3 separate regions of the Mus musculus genome follow, and all the other regions are linked to region 3. A link is a loop called in an ENCODE intact Hi-C map of the cell type or tissue named here. Cell type or tissue: gastrocnemius. All regions are shown on one strand. Links, peaks and the distances in the headings refer to the core of each region. The heading gives the core; the rest is flanking DNA.

Evidence for each region. Hi-C counts contacts between places; a loop is a spot of excess contacts. Peaks named below come from ENCODE experiments on the same cell type or tissue, not always from the same donor. Only the 100,000 strongest peaks of a DNase experiment are listed, where the experiment ranks them.
Region 1: a loop joins it to region 3, with 4 times the contacts of the local background. A loop is called at or near these places in 28 of 42 quality-filtered maps.
Region 2: a loop joins it to region 3, with 2.3 times the contacts of the local background. A loop is called at or near these places in 5 of 42 quality-filtered maps.

What each region holds. Positions count from the first base shown.
Region 1 is chr16:17,129,731-17,135,211 of GRCm38, forward strand. Sdf2l1 (stromal cell-derived factor 2-like 1) reads right to left here and starts at 2,653. Exons shown (of 3, transcript NM_022324.3): 1 at 2,394-2,653; 2 at 1,867-2,063; 3 at 408-1,058. The coding sequence starts at 2,580. The coding sequence ends at 777. In gastrocnemius, for the core only: a CTCF peak has its summit at 2,378 (motif pointing left); DNase peaks (open chromatin) are centred at 2,021 and 2,694; H3K4me3 peaks cover 1,850 bases; H3K27ac peaks cover 1,246 bases.
Region 2 is chr16:16,908,862-16,914,342 of GRCm38, forward strand. Ppm1f (protein phosphatase 1F (PP2C domain containing)) reads left to right here. Exons shown (of 8, transcript NM_176833.4): 3 at 2,078-2,220; 4 at 5,173-5,375. Among named protein-coding and RNA genes, the nearest start is that of Ppm1f, 15 kb to the left of the region's middle. In gastrocnemius, for the core only: a CTCF peak has its summit at 3,250; a DNase peak (open chromatin) is centred at 3,248; H3K27ac peaks cover 3,518 bases.
Region 3 is chr16:17,273,579-17,279,059 of GRCm38, forward strand. It overlaps Tmem191c (transmembrane protein 191C), which reads left to right and starts at 2,722. Exons shown (of 10, transcript NM_177473.3): 1 at 2,722-2,890; 2 at 3,056-3,179; 3 at 3,259-3,309; 4 at 3,384-3,461; 5 at 3,616-3,672; 6 at 3,764-3,823; 7 at 3,950-4,014; 8 at 4,091-4,163; 9 at 4,273-4,313; 10 at 4,394-5,083. The coding sequence starts at 2,736. The coding sequence ends at 4,598. In gastrocnemius, for the core only: a CTCF peak has its summit at 2,669 (motif pointing left); DNase peaks (open chromatin) are centred at 2,691, 3,064, 3,779, 4,160 and 2 more places; H3K4me3 peaks cover 2,229 bases; H3K27ac peaks cover 614 bases.

The DNA of each region.
Region 1 (5,481 bases), core at 211-5,210, 140 kb before region 3:
GAATCCTCAACAGACCTTTAGTCAAAGATAAGTTTCAAAACTGCTGCAACCACCAGAAGAATGGGTTCCTGAGAGTAAGAGATGAGAGGACTGGAGAGTTTGAGCCCATCCCAGTTGGCAGGGGCCCTGCCTACGGCCAAGGCCCTTCAATAGAGAAATTGCCTAAGGTCAAGTCCTGGGAAATGAGGTCGGCGGCTCTGACGACACTGTATGGTAGACTGCAGAGTTAAACTGCACAGACAGGCATCCAGAAAAGGTTTGGGACAGTGAGATGGCTATGTGTACTGTGTGAAGCTGGCAAACTGAGAGTGATCTCTGGAACCAACATAAAGGTGGAAGATGAGAAGCGACTAGAGAGAGCTGCTCTGAGGTACAGGTGGCAACAAACACATCTCATGCACTCACACTTAGTAATAAAAATGAGTTTATTGAACAGGTTGGGGCCAGTTGTGGTGGTGTACACCTTTAATACCAGCACTCAGGAGACAGAGGCAGGTGGATCTCTCTGTGAGTTCCAGGCCTGCCAAGGATACATAGTGAGACAGTCTCAAAAAAAAAAAAAAAAAAAAATTTCAGCAGGTGCTTGAGACAGGTGAGATGGTAACTTGGACAGATATGGCTGGCACCTTCAGATCTTCCCCAGGGTTACAGCAAAAATAATCCCAGACCAACATTCTTTAATCATAAAGGCACTTGAGGGCCCCTACAAACAAAGTCTTACACAAGAGTGACCCCGAGATTGCCACTCAGCCACCCTCCCATCACTCATCTGGTTCTCAGAGTTCATCGTGACCCGTGGAGAGATCTGCTCCAGGCTTGATGAAGATTCCTTCCATTGCCTTCCACGTGTTGTGAGCATTGGCACTAGGCATGCCATGAACCTCATGCTGCCCACGGATGGGGTTACCATACTGTTCACCAGTGACCGACAGGAACACAGAGGTGCCCACGTGCTGGAAGCGGACACTGGCCTCTCGCTCCCAGTGTTGCCCAGAACATCGGACTGTCCACAGGTCCAGGTCATCACCCTCACCGTCTTCCCCAAAAGCACTCACCTCCTGAGAGTATAAGGTATAGGAACAGTCACACAGAGGGCACAAGCTCCCCTGAGCTGCATGTCTGGCCGTCATATTTGCACCTAGTATCCTGGGGCCTCTGCTCCTTTTCCTGACCTTCAGCATTCACAGCTATGAAAATGGAAGCCAAGAGTCCTGCCCTAGCTAGGCTCAGCGGCACACGCCTTTAAGCGTAGCACTCAGAAGGTATAGGCAGGCAGATCTCTGGGGGGTTTAAGGCCAGCCTGGTCTACATAGTGTGTTCTAGGACAGCCAGGGCTACATAGAGAAATCTGGTCTCAAAATAGACTCTCACCCCATTCTTCAGGTGCATAGAGCCTCTTGTATCAGACTGTGTAGTGCCAACTGGCCTTACCCCCAAATTCCCCTCCAACATTTTCCCCCTGAAACTCTCCAAAGCACTGTCAGATTCTCCCTGCGTCCCTCCCAGACCAGCTGCAATGAACACTGTACTTTAGTAGGAACTCTTTCGCAGAGGGGAAGGAGTAGGAAGAAGCTCCCACTTCTCTTTAAGACCCAGCCCTGAGTTTCTCCTTCCTGCAGTTTCCTATTATCTGCGCTGTGGGTCCACCTCTGTGTCCAAATACGAACTAATCTCTCACTTCTAACTCGGTGGAGAAAGTTACTGGGGACAGGACCCAGAGCAGGAGCTCCATAAACTTCTGAATAGAAACTCCCAATTCACAGTAGCTGACACTGAGTCCCCTCTTGGGCCCCTCCCCTACATCCCTCCCTCTGTCTTTGGGTCCCTGCCCCACGCAGCCTCTGTGGGTTTCGGAACGGGGCTTGCCTGGTTGTTGGATAGCGGCGACGGGAAGTGGTGCGTGTGCAGGTTCTTGCCGGTGAGCACGTGCGTGAGCCGCACTGCTTGCCCACAGCGCACTGGGAGTCCGCGCGGGCACCCACCCTCGGAGCCGCCGCGAATCCGCCAGTAACTATTGGCATCGTCGGACTCCTCCACGCCGGTTACCGACTGTTGGCCGCTGCCTGAAGAGTAACAGCCCACCCCACCCCGTGGATTCTTGTTAATCACAGACCTCCGGACCCTCGTCTTGAACACTAAAAAGTTTCCCTCACAGCCCCTACCACTCTAGGATCCAAAGAGCTCACCCCAGCCCAGGCCAGACCCTAAGTACCGGTGGACATCGCCCTCCCCCTTCCCGCGCATCCTCGATCCCTCAGGCTTGTCAGTCACGACCCACAAGCGAGTCTAGACTCGCAACCACCCAGCTCCCTGACAACCCACAGACCCCGCTAGGACCACCTAGTCTCTAAGCCCTCCGCCCCCTGGCGGTCCCAGTCACCACCCCTGCGCACCAGATCCGTATTTGATGTCGTGTGAGTGCAGCCGCACTTTGTGGTGGGTGTTGAGCAGCTTCAGCACTGACCCGCAGGTCACTAGCCCGGCGCTGGCCTTGGACGCGCCCCCACTCCGCACTGAGAGCGCCAGCAGCAGCCCCAGCAGCGTTGGCCCCGCTACCCTGCCCCGGCTCGCGCCCCACATCCCGCCAGCCGGCCAGGTTCCAGCTGCTCTAGACCTCTGCGCTTCCGTCCTCAACAGCGGCCAATCCAGCTCTGACAGCGCCCTCCCACGGCAGCCAATCGTCTGCGCGCGCGCGTTCCTCCTGCACTGCTATTGGACCGTGTGCAGCGGCCCCACCCCCAGCTTCCAAGGAGGTAGCTGGAAAGGGGTTGGAGACACCAGGAGGATTTTAACTGGTCCACGCTTCCGAGGACCCGCCAATAAAGCAGTGGCTGCGGCGAGCGTCCCCGGAGAGGCCACGGAAAGCCGCACACCCGGGTTGGTTGCTTCTAGTCACTTGGCTCCCGGTTAGAGATCCTCGGGTGTAGTAGGTATAGGAACCCCTTTGACCCTGGACCCCCTAAACTTTAGTCTCGTGTCCCTCCACTCAGACCCCGGGATAAAGCTACAGGTTCTTATGTTAATTACGAGATTTTGTGGTCTCAAAGTGGGCAGATAACAAAGTTATTGAAATCTCCTGGCCCCAGGAGTTAATCAAACTGAATCACATCAGTTTCTGGACCCCATGGTTTTTTAATTCTCTTAGTCATGCAGCTACTTGAGTCATTTGGTGGCAGAATCCTAAGGTTGCTGGATGACAAAGCTGTGAGCCCTCTCTCTCTCTCTCTCTCACACACACACACACACACACACTCACACAGTGCTGGCGCGCGCGCTCACGTACACACATTCACTCTATCCATCCATCCATCTGTTGAGTATTCACAAAGGAACTGCCCCTCCAGGCTACATTACTAAGAAGCTGATGAAGCATGTACTTAGGGCACTAGCTAGATACGCAGTAAAGTTTATGTTTGCATTAAAGTTTATGTTTCCGTCTGCAGATGTAGCTCAGTTGAGTGAGTCCAGCAAGCGCAAAACCCTGGATTTGATCCTTAGCAAATCAACCCTCAAGTAGTGGAGGCAGGAAGTTCAAGAATAAGTCTGAGGTCATCCGCCTAGAGAGGATGACAGGCAGACAACATGTTTCTAAGTAAGCTGTGTCAGAATAGTTAGAATCAAAATAGAGTCATTTGTCAGGCCTTTAACCCTAACACACACATGAATATGAGGCTGAGAAGGAGGGGATCTCGTGCATGAATGTCTAACAAGAATAATTTACAAAAGGCTCAGCCAGAACTGCCTTTCACAAAGGACCACAGCCTCACACAAAATATCTCTGCTTACACTCCAGAGCCAAAATGGGGGAACCAAAAATTCTTTTAACTTTTATGGGGCCTCACCTCATGACATTTTATATTTGTTTCCGTCTCTCTCTCTCTCTCTCTCTCTCTCTCTCACAGAAACTTTTTAAAACAGTTTTTTTTTTTTTATGTATATGAGTTGTAGCTGTCTTCAGACACACTAGAAGAGGGCATTGGATCCCATTACAGATGGTTGTGAGCCACCATGTAGTTGCTGGGAACTGAACTCAGGAACTCTGGAAGACAGTGCTCTTAACCAGTGAGCCATCTCTCCAGCCCTTGAAGTGGAGACTTAAGGACTCTATGTGTCAGTTGCATTGGGTTGATGTTTTGTTGGAGCAAACATGTGAAGGAACGTTTTGCTGAAGTGGACATAGATGAAAAGCTAAGACAGACTCATGAAGGAACATTCAGATAAAAGGATGTTTTGCTTAAACAAACACATGAAAGGACATATGATAATGGATTCTCTGCTAATGACACACATATATTGGTCCATCTTACATTTCGTAGTTGAGCTCCATTTGTCAGGACTCCATAGAGAAAAGTGCACCAAAAAACTTCTGGTGGTGGTATGTCTCGCTTCTTGCCACTTCTACAGACTCTGCCAATTGACAGAGTGATGTCAGCTGAGACAGACTCACATGGAGTTTTGCTAAGACAGACTCATGTGCTGAGGCAAGACCCATGGAGGACACATAATGTTTACAGAGAGAATAAAAAGGACTCGATGGACAGTGATAGACTTGGCTTGCTAACGTAGGTAGCTAAATGCTTGTTGGTCTTGCCTCTTAGCTGATCTTCCCTCCCTGAAAGAAGCACAGCCAAGAGTTTTTCCTGGCACTCCTATTGGTCCTGGTCCCTTCTGCTGATTCATTTGAATTGGGCTGAGGTCTTGCTGTCCCTGCTAGGTTGTGTCACTGCACACTACCGAACTGGAGTGCTGGTATATTTGTAGCCATTTGTGATTGGATCCAGCTTCCACTATTGACCTGTGAACTAAACTGCTGATTTCTTGGCAACACACATGAGATTTGCTCCAAAGAACAATTTCTAAACAGGTTCACTTTCCCTATATCCTTTCTTTTCCAGTTCTGGTGGGTGGTAGGCTAGACAGGACTTTAAAGCATTTAAGAAACATCAATAAAAGTAAAGAGAAAAAATAGAGCTGGGCGTGGTGCCCAGCACTCGGGAGGCAGAGGCTGGCAGATTTCTGAATTCGAGGCCAGCCTGGTCTACAAAGTAAGTTCCAGGACAGCCAGAGCTATACAGAGAAACCCTGTCTTGAAAAAAAAAAAAGATAGAGAGAAAATTAAAATTACACTTTTTATTGCTTCTTTGTGAGTTTCACATCATGTACCCCAGTCCTGCTCATCTCCCTGTCCCCTCATATCCAAACTTTAATAAAATACCGCAAAATAAAAACCACACACACACAACATAGAAAACATCTCATCATGGAAGCTGTAGTATGTCACAGTCTGTCCCATAGCATACCCCTCTGTCCACACATCTTCACTTGCAAATGTTCATTGCAATGAGTCATTGGTCTGGTTGGAGATCTCCGGCTTCTGTGACATCATCAATATTGGATCCTCACCGGGCTTCCTCCTTGTTATCATTCTGTTGCTGCCTTGTGTTGTGAAACAGGAGAGCTGTCCTTGTCCCTCACGGGCTG
Region 2 (5,481 bases), core at 211-5,210, 360 kb before region 3:
ATCCCTGTAAAAGCTGGACAATGTCTGCATGTGCCTATAACCCTGATATTAGGGGATAGAGACAGGCAGATCCCAGGAGCTCAGTGGCCAGCCAGCTTGGCCCAAACGGCAAGCTTGTAGGTTAACTGAGTGACCCTGTCTCAAGGGAATCCAGTAGAGAGCCACAGAGCAATAGAGCAGGGCGTCTGATATCTTCCTCTGTTCTCAAATGTGTCCATGCGCACATGCACGCATACATACACACTTGCATATTTATACATGCACACGCACACATTTACACACATACACAGGAAGAGAAAGAGAGATACATAAAAGCCAGGCAGACTGATTCACAACTGTAATTCCATATGAATCAGGAATCAGTCAGGAGTTGATTCACAAGTTTGAGGCCAGCCTGAGCTACCACACACACACCGCCTTTTTCTTTTTTTTTTTTTTAATTAAAGAAATCAGCTATGAAAATTCAGCCAAATGCCCTTCCGAACAGGCACACAGACAAGAGCACATAGTCTAGCTTTGAGGATCTCCCACTAGACATGAAGACAGGCTCTGGGGTTGAGATGTATTCCAGAAGCATTTGAGGCCCCAAGAATAGTGACCCCGTCTGCCCAGAGACTTGGGGCATCAGTTTTAAGCAGGATTCCTAAGGTTCAGAGCCCTGTGGAGAGACACATGTCATCAGCTCACTGTCTTCACTGCTTATCTTAGCTACAGCAGACTTGCCTTTCTCCCAGACTCCTCTCTTGTTTGGTCTCTTGTCCCGTTTTTCAGTGCTACCTGCCCAAGGCCCCAGCAGGAGACTGACATTTCTTCTCTCCCAACAGCTGTCAGCATGAGGTAAAGTTCTTCCCACCCTTCTGTGCTCTTAGTTATCTTCCGTGACTCCAGAACAGTCCCTTCCCTCTGTGGGACCTTACCTTCCTATTCCCTACTTGACCTACTCTTCTGGAGCTGGGCCTCCCAGCCTTCACTCCATCTGTGGCTCTTTCTCCTGCCTCCCATGTTCTCACAGCTCTCCAGGTCTCCAGAGCTCCGCTGAGCCTGTGGAAACAGAACCTGGCTTCCTCTTAGGCTCAGTGGTGGGGCTACCGCTCCTCCTCAATCCAACTGCTCAGATCCAGTTTGAGTCTCTGTCCTTCCCTTGCCCCACTCTCACTCTTGATCAGCTCCCAACATTGTTCTGCTCTGTCCTTTTTTAACACCAAGGTTCCCTGCCCAGCTCTTAGGCCTGGCCTGGCCTCTCTAGACCGTTGTCACCAGCATTCACAATCCAGCCTATCCTCAAAGACATCTAAGAACTCAATCTGACACTGTCACATATCTCTTCAAAAACAAACCAGAGTCCCTTCTGCCCACTGCCTGGATACCCGTAGCCCCCTTCTCCACAAACCGAGCAGCTCAGAGACTATGGGTCTTCTGTCAGAAGACGTCACTGGGATGTTCACCATCCAAGAACCATTTCCTGGGGTTGTCATCCCAAAGCACACAGAGCAGACACCTTAATGATCACCATCATTCTCTCAGGACAGATGCCAAATGGAGGTGAAAGTGCCCTCAGGCTGAGCCCCCCTGGTGCTCTTCAGATAAGCATGTGCATTCCTCAGCTTGTAGGTTCACCCCTCCGTCCCTGTCCTGCACCTACATGGCTGCCCTCATGTATCTATGTCTGTGTTTACACCTTTCACAAGCCAGTCGTACTGAAGCAGGCATCCATCCTACTCCAGCCATAATCTCATCTTTCTTAGTGCTATCCACAGTAAACCAACTTACAAGAGCTCCCATCTGAGACAGTAACCTCAGCATATAAAATGGGGGATACAGTTCAGCACTTAACATGCCCTGCTCCCAGGGGTTACCAGCTTGAGCATCAGGGATCCAAGCTTCAAGGATACCTTTCCAACACATCCCAGCAAATGCCGTGCCCCTGGTGTTGTGTAAATATCCATTCCGGGTCCCTGAAGACAGAGATCACCTGCTTGTGATGACACCAAGAGGAAGGTATGAGCCATCATCTCCATCTTCAAGGTGGAGGATGCCAGGAGCTGCTCCAGCCCCGCCTCTCACATCTTCTTCCTAGGAACGCTCCCCCATCGTTTGCTGTGGCTGTGACCCACGAGGCAATTTCCCAGCTGCTGCAGACAGACCTTTCTGAATTTAAGAGGTTGCCTGAACAAGAGGAGGAGGAGGAAGAGGAGGAAGAAGAGAAAGCCCTCGTGACCTGTAAGTTCCACTCATATGGCTCTGGGATTGTTTAACAAGTGACAAACTCAGATTGACACTAAAGGTCAGTGCCAGCGTGCCATCAGGACAGCAGTGTTGGAGTTCAGCAAGAGCACGATGTGGCATAGAAAACCTGCAATGGACTGAGCAGCACGTGGGTCAAAGGCGGCCAGTGAGACGGTGGCCCACCTTTGTGCTGTCTTGATGGTGCTTCAGAGCACATAGAAATGAGTGGTGCCTGTCCTGCCTTACACACGAGAAGTGCAAGGTGTTGGTTCACAGCCACACAGCCAACCTCACCTGTACTCACTGTCCCCCTTGGCTAACACGAGGCCCTTAGCAGAGTGGCACATCCACCTCGGGGAGGGGGCAACTGTTGTCTAGGTCCCCTGCCTTGACTTACCTTAGTTGGGATCATTAGATGTCAGTGATCCCAATCATGAGGTGACGAAGATGGACATTTCGTGTCCACTGGCTACAGCCATCAGTGAGTTGAGCCCTACAGTGGTACACCAAACCAAAGGAACCCAGGAACAGAACGGGGAGCAAACGCCAAGAGGCCCCAAGACCACTTGACAGAGCGTTTGTTTATAAAATCCAGGCTCTTTTTCTGCATGACTCTCTTTCCTCCTATTTTGCTGCAGTACCAGAAGTATTAGGAGGGAAGTGGTGGCTGCAGGTATGCACACAGGATGTGGGCCGAGTTTCCAGGCAGTAGAGGGAGCCTCTCTTTGCCCAGCTTTAGGCCATGTGTAGAAGGACAAAGAACACTGTAGGAGAAAAAAGAAACCTACTTCAGCCTTAGCACTTGCGCCTACCAGCCACTCTCCTCACCCCCCATTTCTGGCCCCTTCCGCAGCTCCCTGCCAGCCTTCAAGCCAGCATGGCCTTGCCCCCTGCCTAGGAGACAACTATCCATAAAGACAGGCGGCCATTGTTCTCTATAAAGCCAGCAGACAATCCAGTCTGGCAGCAGCTGCCGCCAAGGCCCATCCTTACCCCTCCAGCTAGGAGACAGTATCACCTGCTGGTGGGAAGGAGAATTGCAGCCGGCAAACCAGGCCTTAAACCCAGGCGTCTGGAGAAGGGATGTGCCTTCCCCGCCTTCCCTGCCTGTCCCAGAGCTGCCATGCAAGCCTAGGCTTGTAGCCTTGCGCACTGTTGCAAGTCTGTTGTTGGCACGCTGTTCTTGCCAGCTGTCTCAGCACATTCTTTGAGGCTTATTGCCCCAGGCAGAAATGTGACTAAGGCACCTCCATGCCCACCTACCAGCACTTCCCTGTGATTGTTGTGAAGATAGACCTCCCGGGCAGTTCCTAAGGCTCAAGACTATAGCCCTTGGCCAGAAAATCAGGGTAGGACTCCAAGAGCCTGAGGCTGAGCATTACCGTAGGGCTTGCCATCTTCATTTTTAATTGCCCATTCTTCCTCTTGAGCAAAATTCAAGTCTAAACCTATTGCTGGAAATAGCAGTGTAACCAAAGGCTAAAAAGAGACAGCCCAGGCCTAGAGGCCCAGCCTTGCTCAACGTTCCCTCCATACCAGCAGTCTCCAGGAGCAAGGAGACCACAACAGCTCTCCAGGTAGTCATGGAGTCTACCTGTGTACAGAGGAGGAAATGAAAGACATGAGAAGTAATGTGGTTAGGGATGGGCTTAGACACAGGAAACTTGAGTTCTTCAGGGTCCCATTTAGAGCTGTGGTCCCTAGGCTGGGCCTAACAAAGTCAGTTCTCCAGCTCCTCAGCCTCCACTCCCACAGCTGCTGCTAATAGTCCCCAGCATGATGGCTGCAGCAGACTAGATGGCCTGCCCCCAAGCAGGCTTGTTAGACTTACCCTTCTCCCTGCTCATTGCTTTCCTCCCATGCCTCCCTCCAGCCTCTTCCACTCCTCCCGTTTCTTCCATGGCCATACTTCTGACTAAGCACACTTCTCCCAGTTCTCCTTGTTCCTCTGCTGTGGCCTTTGATACTTGAACCCTCTGGTTGGGGGTTGGGAAATTGGGGTGGGACTTTTGTTATTGATGTTCTAGTTTTTTCTACCTTTTACATGTACATGTACATTATTTTGAAATAATAAGTATGCATGCAGTGAATTATGAGAAATAACAGAGATATCCCGACTATATATACACGACCCCGTTTTCCTCCTAGGAACATCATAGAAAACTATAACAGTATGTCACACACAAGATCTGAATATGGTCAGACACAAGCCAGCTTCCTTATTGCAAGGATTCTACATGTAACCTTCCACAGGCCACTAACTCTCCTTCCCTGCTGTAGCCAGTCCTTAACTCCCAACGGTGACTAGTTTTCATCATTTCAAAAAGGCCTATCACTGGAATCGCACGGCCGACAGTTGGGGTTAGTGTCTTCCACTTGGTGTGATTCTCTGAAGATGGACCTGGCCACTTCACTCAGTTCTCCTGGACCCTTACCCAAGGCTCAGCTAGCTGCTGAGCCATTTATAGATTGGAAGCTGGACAGATCACAGATTTGGGATATTACAGATGTAGCTGGTATGATTCATGCACTGTTCTTATGGGAACAGCCCTCATTCTTCTAGGATTCATGCCCAAGAGTACAGTTTTTGGCTTAGAGGATAGTTGTATGTTTAGTTGTGAAAGTTATTTCTAGGAGCAGCTTAAGTCAGAACAGGCCAGAATTCACTTACTCCCCTGCCATTGGACCTGTCATATTTCTAATTAATGGACAATTACCAGACACTTTGGTCGCTGGCAGCAGACTTTCTTGCATACTTCATAGGTCGGTGTGCCGAGCTGAGTGTGCCTGGGAAGTGAGGTGCTTGACTAGTGGGCCCCGTGTAGGCTGCTGGGAGGAACATTTAAAACCTGGGGACATGGCAGGAAAGGAGTATATAGGAAAGTAGCTAAGCCTAAACTGCGTGGCTTTACTTTTTGGTTAACAACTCTCCATCATGCCCATCAGTACTAGATGCCAAAGGCCTGGCACGGAGCTTCTTCAACTGCCTTTGGAAAGTATGTAGCCAGTGGCAGAAGCAGGTGCCGTTGACTGCCCAGGCCCCTCAGTGGCAGTGGCTGGTCTCTATCCATGCCATCCGGAACACACGACGCAAGATGGAGGACCGACACGTGTCCCTTCCTGCTTTCAACCATCTCTTCGGCTTGTCTGTGAGTGTTGCACCTGCAGAGCCCAGGACAAGTGGTGTAGGGAGCTGGGGGGAGGGGTGGAGTGTCAAAGGTGGGGAGCCATGAGTGCTTTGAGAGCTGCCCACCA
Region 3 (5,481 bases), core at 157-5,156:
AGCTGCAGGTGTGCTGGGTGGCTTATGAAGTGAGCGGTCAAAGGCCGAAGGGGAGGAAGGGACGCTGGCTGAGGGAGAGTTGCTTTGGGAAGAGCCTGTGAACAGAAAAGGCACGGAGAGGGAAGCCCAGGGGTGCGTGGCTCAGAGGGAGACACTTGTCTGGGAGGCTCACCTCCAGCCCAGCCCAGAAAATACAAAAATCAAGTATTCACACCTTCTCCCAAATTACTGGGGCCAGAAGGGCTTCAGAGGCCTGGAGCTTTGAACTTCTTGTGTGGACGAGATGAGGCAGCACTGGAGTCTGGGAATCCGAGTTATGTTGACAGCACTGGGGAATCCCAGCTTAGCCAGAGCTATCAAAACCCACAGCCCTTCCTGTAAATCAATAATTGATGTCTTGGTGCGTGATACTGGGAATTGAACCTTGTGTGTGCAGGGATTCCATTGACCAATATCCCAGCCCATTCATAGCAAAAAGCACTCATTGTTTTTGTTTTTGTTTTTTTGGAGGGGCTGTTTGAGACAAAGTCTCACCCTGTAGCAAAGGCTGGCTATGAATTTGCAGCAGGATTCCTGCCCCAGGCTATCTAATGAAGCTGTAATGGTTTATTACAGCATCCAGAAAGTATGTCCTCTAAATTATGGAATAAATTAGCTTCTTAAAATCTTTAGAGAGATTATATCACCACAGAGTGTGAAAAGGTCCAGTGTGCAGTTAGGAGCACTTGTTGCTCTTCCAGAGCACTGACTTTAGTTCCCATCACCCACATAGGTGGCTCACAACTGCTGGAATTCCAGCTTCAAGGGATCTGATGGACTGCTGAGGCATTTGCACAGATGTGGTATACACACACACACACACACACACACACACACACACACACACACACAGAGAGAGAGAGAGAGAGAAATAAATTGAAGAAAATGATTAAGCAGGTTCCTAGGGAAGTAAGGGGTTGTGTCAAGACCAGCCTGGCTGCAGAATGAGACCCCTTGAGCTAACAGAACCCCTAGATCACAAAACTACATCCCTCCTTTTCTTACTCATACCACACAAGCCCAATCAAAGGTTCTCTAGAGCTGAAACCATGGAGAAAAGAGACCATCAGGCCACCCTAGCACCCAGGTCCTCCCAGGTCCTTCAGCACCACTCAGCACGGCACTATGCTAGGGAAAATCCAGCCACTGAGACCACGACAAAGTTTCATAGCACATGGGGGAGAAAAACATTAAAAATTTTAATTTTAAATGTTTTTCTCAAGCCGGGCACGGTGGCGCATGCCTTTAATCCCAGCACTTGGGAGGCAGAGGCAGGCAGATTTCTGAGTTCAAGGCCAGCCTGGTCTACAAAAGTGAGTTCCAGGACAGCCAGGGCTACACAGAGAAACCCTGTCTCGAAAAAACAACAGCAACAAAAAAATGTTTTTCTCAAAAGTTTAGCACTCCCTGCTTGGTCACTCAGAATCTAAGGTGAGGCACACCTGGTTTAGCCTGTAGTTACAGTAGTTACAGCTACTGTGGCTCTTAAGATTTATTTATTTTTATTTATTATTATTATTATTTTTTTTTTGAGACAGGATTTCTCTGTATAGCCCTGGCTGTCCTGGAACTCACTCTGTAGACCAGGCTGGCCTCGAACTCAGAAATGCGCCTGCCTCTGCCTCCCGAGTGCTGGGATTAAAGGCGTGTGCCACCACCGCCTGGCTAATTTATTTATTTTTAAAGACTTATTTATTTTTATTTATATGAGTACATTGTCACTGTCTTGAGGGCATCAGATCCCATTACAAATGGTTGTGAGCCACTATGTGATTTCTGGGAATTGAACTTATGACCTCTAGAAGAGCAGTCAATACTCTTAACCGCTGAGCCATGTCTTCAGTCCTTCTTTAAAAAAAAAAAAAAAAAAAAAGATTACACACACACATACACACACACTCACACACTATAGCTGTCTTCAGACACACCGGAAGAGGGTATCAGATCCCATTATAGATGGTTGTGGATCACCATGTGGTTGCTGGAAATTGAACTCAGAACCTCTGGAAGAGCAGTCAGTGCTCTTAACCATTGAGCCATCTCTCAAACCCTCTCATTTTTTCTTTCTTTTTTTCTTTGGTTTTTGTTTGTTTGTTTGTTTTTTCGAGACAGGGTTTCTCTGTGTAGCCCTGGCTGTCCTGGAACTCAGGCTGTAGACTAGGCTGGCCTTGAACTCAGAAATCCGCCTGCCTCTGCCTCCCAAGTGCTGGGATTAAAGGCGTGGGCCACCACACCCGGCCCTCATTTTCTTTTGAGTCAGGGTCTTGTTTAGACCTCTAGGCTGACCTTGAACTCTAGGTGATCTTGCCTCAGCCTCTAGTATTTTGGGATTACAAGGTACGGACCATCAAGTCTGGTCCTTCCTTAGAACTTTAGTAACTTTTTACCAATCAGATCTGGACTGTGATATTTTTGTTTTTTGTTTTGTTTTTCTTTTTTTTGAGACAGGTCCGCATGTAGCCTTGGCTAATTTCAAACTCCGTATGTAGCAAAGGATGACCTTGAACTCCTGATCTTCGTGCCCTCACACCTCCAAGAGATAGAATTACAGATGTGGGCAACCAAGCCCGGCTTTGTATACCTGAATTGGTCGGGCGTGATCCGTCTCGGTTGGGTTCGGGCGCCCTCTGCTGCCTATTGTGACGCGGGCCACCAAGTTACCCAGGCGGTGGAGGTCGGGGCGGAGCTCTGGAGCCATGACTGAGCCGCAGGAGCAGCTGCTGCAGCTGCAGAAGGACAACCGAGATGGCCGCCTGCGGAAGCAGGAGCTAGAAGAGCTGGTGCGTGGGCTGGAAGCCGAGAGCGAGAGCCTCACCGGGCGCCTGGAGGAGCTGCGGGAGCGCGAGCGCAGGTGCGAGGGCACCGAGGCCCCGGCAGGCTTGTTGGCAGTCTCGCTCCAGGCAGTGGGACCCTAGTCTGGAACTCTCAGGCTGGTGGCGGCTCCTTCCCAAAATATCTTGCTCCCTGGTTTTATCCCAGACCAATTCTCCGCCCCCTCTCCCCCTCCCCCGTGTAGCCTGCAGCGGAGACGAAGTCAAGCATCACGAGCCATTCGAGGCGAGGCATGTGAGGCGGCACGGGAGCGTGCGGAGCGGGCTCGTGGGCTGCTGGAGGCGGCGGAGCAGCACCGGCAGGACCTGGTGCGGGCAAGAGCAAGAGGCGGCTCCCGGGGTGGCTAGGCTGGAGGAGGGGCCTAGACAGCCTGGACCCTGTTCGCAGGAGCAACACAATCGGAAGCTGCAGGAACAGTGGGAGGAACTGTCCAGTCAGGTACGTGCAGTGTCTCAGATCATGCCCTAGTCCCCAAGATCCTTGAGCCAGGCACTCACGAGTTCGGTCCCCAGCTTTTCTACTATGGAGGGGAGCAGCTAAGTCAACAGCGAGCGGAGCAGCAACTAGGGAACCAGCTTGTGGCGCTGCAGGTACTTGGGCGGGGCTGTGGGCGGAGTATGGCTGTGGGCAGGGTTATGTGCATTTGTGGGCAGAGTATCAGCCTTCAAGGCCGGGGACCGAGCCTCGAGGCCCAGTGGTGTGCGAGGACTTCAGGTTCTTGACATCACTTGAATCCTCCCGAAGAAACATCTGGAGCTGGCGGAGGCCAAATTCAGCATGCAGGCAGAGGACCTGCGGCAGGTGCGAATGGCGCTGGACTCTGGGGGGGGGGGGGAAGGCGTGTGGGGAGGGCCTGTCATTGCGATGCTCATACCAAGCCCCTGGCTTCTAGGGTGCGCAGCGGACAGAAGAGGCCTGGGCCAGCTTCCAGGAGCAGAGTGGAGTCCTGCAGGTGTGACCCCTCGTTTCTGACAGCGGTTCTCTTTCGAATGCCCTGCGGCCTCGACTCTTTCTTCCTTACTCTCTGACTCGCGATGTAGCGCATCCTCTGCCCTGAATCCCTATTGCCATCCTTCAGGAGCTGCAGGGGAAAGTGATGGAGGCAGCAGCTGCGCTGGAGGCTACGCGCGGTGGCTCGGAACCGTAAGAATTGGGACTTGGAGGGCGTCGGAAGGTGCTAGGCCCAGCCTGGTGGCTCATCTCCGCGCCTGTCCTGCAGGTGGAACTCAGAGCCTCGTCCGGTGCAGGACTGCGCGGGCTCACTCATGGAGGAGGTGGCCAGGGCTGACTGCGTGAGCGTGGGCTGGGAAGCGCGGGCTGAAGCTGGTACCTGCCCACTAGATTTGGCTAGAGCCTAGCGGCTGCCCAGGCAAAAAACTGGATACAGCCCTTTCTCTGCAGGAAAAGCGACTGTTCGGTGGTACAGGCGCGGGAAGCCTCAGGTGAGTGGCTAGTGGGGGTTGGGCGGTCCGGGTTCCGGGTCCCAGAGCCACCACCCACCTGTCCGTTGGTGGTTCTGCAGGCTGTGGGCGCTGAGCGCACTGCAGACGTTGCTGCTGCTCCCGCTGGGTTTCCTGGTGCTGCCGCTGATTTACGTGGTGCTGGCGAAGCCTGACGCCGTTGGCCCGGGGCTCCAGAGTCTCGGCTCTGACGCGGTCTTCCGCCGGCTGCGCTACACGCTGTCGCCTTTACTTGAGCTGCGTGCGCGCGGATTGCTGCCTGCCTAGAGTGCATCATGTCGGCTTTGGCCGCTTGTACCTCTGTCTCCTTTGTGTTTTCTGGGTGCCTGCTTATATGAAAAGGGTGGGGGTGAAGTTCGTCTGTTCCGATATCACCTGAGTGCAGGGGTGCCTGTCTGTGGCGGGGCTGCTTGTGTCCAGGCCGCAGCCTGACCCCTCTAGGGGGCTCTTCTGAACCTGAGCTTTGGGTAGGATGGGTGTGGGTGCTGGCCTGTCGGGTCCCCTCCGTAGTGGGTGGATTATTTTCCCTGGATGCGGATGCACAGTTACTCCAGATCTACTTCAACGTTGGGGTTCCCTCTTGGGCAGGTTCGAGTTCGCCATACCTCCCTCACAGCATCTGAACACACCGGGTAGTGTATGCTTGCCACCGTGGGCTTTGTGGGGAACATGCAGTAGATAAGGATTGCCCTGCTGAGTGGAAATTAATCTGGGTTGAATTTCCAATAAACTCTAGACTACTTGTTTATTTATAGGTGTGTGGGGTTTCATCCCAGCTTTGAACTCACTATACAGCTGAGTGACCTTGACCTACCTCCCTGCTCCTGAGTGGATTATAGGCATGAGCCACCAGGGATGGTTTATTCTGTTCTGGGGATTGAACTCAGCTCAGCACTTGTGAATGCTAAGCTATAACCACAGCATTTAAACAATTACAGCTTTTTCTGTTAAGTTCATTGGAGACTCCCTTAACGGCCTAACAGAGTGGTCTGTAAAGTACCTTGGAATGGTCTGTTTAACTTGGAGAAAGCACCTGATGTGGTTTAGGTTCTGTAGCGTGCAGCGACCTATCAGTTGTATGCACTGGTGTCTCTCACTGCCTTGCAAACATAAGGTCCTGTGTCTGACCCTAAGAACCTATGTAAAAAGG